Linked DNA regions of Homo sapiens: region 1 is linked to region 2. A link is a loop called in an ENCODE intact Hi-C map of the cell type or tissue named here. Cell type or tissue: CD14-positive monocyte. All regions are shown on one strand.

Region 1 (2,500 bases), 160 kb after region 2:
GCTTCCTGGCCTCTTTACTCCCTCTCCTCCCCGAGCCTGGCCTCTAAATGCTGGAGTACCCAGGCTGGTCCTGGGCCTTCCCTAAGGCTTCGCAGTTTACACTCTTACTGCTCACCTGGTTTCTGGTAATCGGGGCCTTCAGTTTTCATATCTGTATGAGGACAGGCTAGGAGGTAGTGGCCCAAATAAGATAGAATGGTGAACCTTTTTGTGGGCAAACCTGAGAATGTTCAAAGAATGGCATCCTCTGTGAAAAGCAGGGCTAGAAGAATACACAAAGGAAGATGACAAAGCTTTCTTGGCCTGAGAGTCTAGAAGACTTCAAAATAAATGTATTTTAAATGATTAAGAGTATAATGAAAGGAAATAAAACTGAAACAAATTACTAAATCTCTACCTCCAATAAAAAGAGTAGATTTGAAAAATACTCAACTAGGACTTCTAGAAATTAAAAACATAATTATTAAGATGAAAAACTCTTTAATGAATTTAAACAATGGATTAGTACAGTTGAAGAGCCAATTTTGAACTGGAAGATAAATAAAAGGAAATTACTTCAAAATTAGCACTGAGAGATAAAAAGAAGAAAAATTAGGAAAGAGGGGTTAAGAAACATGGAGGGTAGAATAAGAAGGTCCCACATATGTTGAGAAGGAGAAAACAGAAAAGAAGAATATTTAAAGAGCAAGTAAACGAGAATTTTCTAAAAGCGAGGAAAGATGTAAATTCTCAGATTCCAAGGTCACAAGTCTGAAGTAGGATAAAAATAAATAAATCCACACTGGACACATCACAGTGAAACTGCAGAACACCAAAGAGACACACATGATCATAAAAGCAGCCATAGGGCCTTGCACAGTGGCACACCCCTGTAATCCCAGCACGTTGGGAGGCTGAGGTGGGTAGGTCATGAGGTCAAGAGTTTGAGACCAGCCTGGCCAACATGATGAAACCCCATCTCTATTAAAAATACAAAAATTAGCCGGACGTGGTGGTGTGCACCTGTAATCCCAGCTACTCGGGAGGCTGAGGCGGGAGAATCACTTGAAACCAGAAAGTGGAGGTAGCAGTGAGCAGAGATCGCACCACTGCACTCCAGCCTGGGCAACAAGAGCTAAACTCCATCTCAAAAAAAAAAAAAAAAAAAAAAAAAGCAGCCACAGAAAAAATGTGCACAATCTACAAAGAAATTACAGTTATACTGACTTCTTAAAAAGCAACAAGAGAAGCCAGAAGGCTATAGAAAAATAGCTTCAATGAACTGAGAGAAAATAATTGTCAACCTGGTATTGCACATTCAGTTTAAATATCATCCAAGAGTAAGGACTTCTATATCCGGGTTCCTACTTCACAGCACCCTATTATTTGAAAGAATAATAGGGATCTCAGACTTGACATGGTCAAAATAAGAAGTCTTATTTTTTTCCTCCAAATATGATCCTTAATTTACTTCTACCTCAGTCTTCCTCATCTCAGTAAATACTTTCACCATCCACTAGGTTGCTCAAGCCAAAAATGAGTCATCTTTGGTTCTTCTCATTTTTTCATTATTTCTCCACATCTAGCTCATCAGCAAGTCCTATGATTTTATCTACAAAATGCCTTGTGAACCTGTCTGTTTCTCTCCATCCCCATTGCTACCATCCAAGTCCAAGCCCTCCGTAGTTTCTCTACCTGACCTTTCCTGCAGATATCATCTCTCTTATACCTCTATAAACTATTCCCTACACAGAAGATAGAGGATCTTTTAAATTATAAAATATTCTATATTATTAACATTACATACATTATATTTTATAGTTTGCAAAGCATAATAATAAAATAACACTTGTGAACTCACCCCACAACTGAAGAGTTAGCAGAATGTTCCTGAAAAAATTAAATCTGAGTGTGTTACTCCCCTGCTTACAACCTCTAATGGCTTACGTTACCCTTGAAACACAATCCTAACTCCTCACTTTACCAGACTCCTTCTCTCCCTGCCTCTCTATGTTCTCATCATATCAACTCTTCTATTTCTAGAATATGCCCAGGGCCTTTGCACTTGCTGACACCTTTGCCCTAGACCTTCAGCGGGATGGCTGTTTGTGTCATTCAGGTCTCACGTCAAATATCACCTTCCCAGTGAGGCCTGCCCTGACCATCTTTCCACATGATTCATGTTTCATTTTCTTCACAGTAGGTATTACCATCCAAAGGTATCAAACTCATTTTGTGGTTTGTTTCCTGTCTCCCTCTTATAAGCTCCATGAGAACAGACACCTTGTCTGTCTTGTTTTTCCCAGGTTTACCCTTAATGCCTAAAACAAAGTCGGTTCTCAATAAACAGTTGTTGAGTAAATAGGCAAGCCAGCACAGCTGAACTAAGTTGTAAATAGTGAATTGTGGTCAACACTCCCTTGTTATTAGACTCTTCTTTGAGCTCTTTGTTGTAGAGCTCATGTTATTCTTCTATGAAAATTTCATCACAGTGGTTGCTCCCAGAATCTTTAGAAACCTT
Region 2 (2,500 bases):
AATGCAGGAGTGGCTCCACTGTGCTCCTTTGTGGGTAATTATTACAGGGAACACTATTTCACTACAATTTCTCTCTGTGTAATTGAACCACACCCTGACTTATGTTTTCTGAAAATTGTTAAAGTCAAATCTTTTGGGGAAAATCTGTTGTTCCATTCAAAGAGTTAAAAAAAAATTCCAGCCTTCAATAATTTAATTGTTCTTTGCTTCCAAATTAAAGACATCTCATAAAATTCTAATTGCCAAGTTGTGACTGAAATTATTATATAGGCTTTTAAATTTTCCTCATTCTATTCTTATTTTCACACATACAATCTTTTGGGGGAAATTCAAACTGCTAGATGTGTCTCCGTTTCAAGGCAATGGTAGAATTAGTTGATCTCCTTGGTTTTGCTGAATGGACACGTGCTCTTACTCACAAATATATCCATGCAGTTCTTTTATGATTATCTAGGCAGACTGTGGATAAATTACAAAGACATTTCCAATTGTATTTGTGTCAAAAAGCACATTTTGGTCAGAAATGAATCCAGAGCTATAACTCCTTAAATAGGTAAATTTTTTTTACTTCTATTGAATATAAAAAGTAAATTCTGTAAATTATGGTGGCTTGCCAACATGGAAATTCTGGATCATTCACAAGGAAGCCAAAAAGAGCTCTACATTCTAGCTCTGGCTACAAAAATATTGTGCTATCTATCATCTTGAAGGGCTTCTGGAACAAGTTAGAATAGAGTCAACACTCATGAACTGCTGTAGCAAAAAAAACTATAGATGTAGGATTGACAAGGGCAATAGAGCGATGACTCCCTGGCTGTGTTGTATTTGATGGACGGCAGTAGCTTTTCACAAAATGCTCATTTGGATGTTTCAAATTAAAACGTTTCACTTTCTAGAACCAATTACGTGGTCAGTTTAGCTCCTGAGGTCCCAGTCAGAGGGGTATTCTGTAGCTTGCAAAGCCTCTCTTTGGGGACTGGACATGGAGTCTGTGGTCTTAGAATTCAGAACCGGGAGAATGTGTTAGCCACTCATCTAAGCTATTCCTTAAACGCTTTCAGAGCCATCTCCACTGTGGGGAAAGAAGTTCTTTGTGTTCTCTGACTTAGTCTCATTCTAAAAAAAAAAAAAAAAAAAAAAAAAAAGCAATTGCAATACCCAGAGCGCACAGTAGATGGCACTGAGACTTGTCGGAAAGCTGGACGCACTCAAGAGGTGGCAGAAAAATCTATAGGTAAGCTTTTCTTCTAGTCTGGTGTTGCTGCTCCTGACCTTATTAATGGGCTGAGAAATAGATTTCTTTCCTTTCCTTTTCTTTTTTATATGAAATTAAATGAAGTATAAAAGAATATGAGAATGTGTTGCTATTAGCAAGGATAAGTAATGCTTTAGGAAACGTTTGGTTCATGTGTGTGTTTTCAGACTGATGTGTGTCCTGGATCCAGTGTAAAATGTACTTCTGTCTGTAGGTCTCTGCCACAGAAAAGTTGGAAAGCCATTGTTGTATTCCATTTCCAGGGCAACAAAAGATACCACTGTCACTTCATGTGAAATGGTGTTGTTACTAAGAGGAGAGACAGCAGGGCCTTAAGAGCAGCCCCAGCTCTGCTGTGCCTTAAGTTCACAGTCCGTTGATCCCAGAAACCCCAGGTTGGTGAGATTTATTTGTGGATGGGCTGCTTAGGACCATCATTTCAGCTTGGAAAAGGACGTCCCAGGGCTCCTCTTTGTGATCTGAGAAGCAATAGCAACATTTAGTTAGGTCTTTTACTAGTTTAATACAATTATTTGTCTAAAAAAGGATAGGAATAATACTTTGATATGTAGTATGCTCAGAAATCAGGGATCAGTCATTTTAATGGGTTACATATTTAAAGAGCCAGATAGAGACTTTTAATGCCAAACGTATGCATTGAACAATTATGCTTTGGAAAAGAGGAGGCAGTAAACATAATGGTTTATATTGTCTCTTTATTGGCTTTGAAATGAATCAATGATGGCGGGGAATTTAGCGTATTAGACTATTGCTATTAGTGATATGGGGCTCTAGTACACATAGCTTTCATGGGTGAAGATGGTATTGGTCATCTCAGTCACCATCTGATGGGAAACATTCACTTATTCTTACAGGCTACGTGATATTGCATGTAGGTAATTAGGTGGCTGGGCTTTAGAAAGACACAGCCTCTGCTTACAATTTATGGTAGTTCCCCATTATCCATGAGGGGTACATTCCAAGCCCCCAGTGATGCCTGAAACCTCAGATGGTACTGAACCCTCTATATAATCTGTTTTTTCCTATACATACAAACCTACCATAAGGCTTAATGGTAAGAGATTAACAATAAAGAATAATAAAACAACACTTATAACAATGTATAACAATATATTGTAATATAAGTTTTTGGATGCAGTCTCTCTCTCAAAATGCTATCATATTTTCCAACTGTGGTTGACTACAGGTAACTGGAACCACAAAAATGAAACAGTGGATAAGAGG

The links. Peaks named below come from ENCODE experiments on the same cell type or tissue, not always from the same donor. Only the 100,000 strongest peaks of a DNase experiment are listed, where the experiment ranks them.
Region 1: it touches region 2 in a loop (2.1-fold over the local background); 4 of 110 quality-filtered maps call a loop at or near these places.

Annotation. Positions count from the first base shown.
Region 1 is chr13:20,352,671-20,355,170 of GRCh38, forward strand. No RefSeq gene overlaps it. Among named protein-coding and RNA genes, the nearest start is that of MIR4499, 80 kb to the right of the region's middle. In CD14-positive monocyte, a CTCF peak has its summit at 1,505; a DNase peak (open chromatin) is centred at 1,521; H3K27ac peaks cover 557 bases.
Region 2 is chr13:20,196,347-20,198,846 of GRCh38, forward strand. No RefSeq gene overlaps it. Among named protein-coding and RNA genes, the nearest start is that of GJB2, 4.7 kb to the left of the region's middle. In CD14-positive monocyte, CTCF peaks have their summits at 1,195 (motif pointing right) and 1,398; a DNase peak (open chromatin) is centred at 1,185; H3K27me3 peaks cover 542 bases.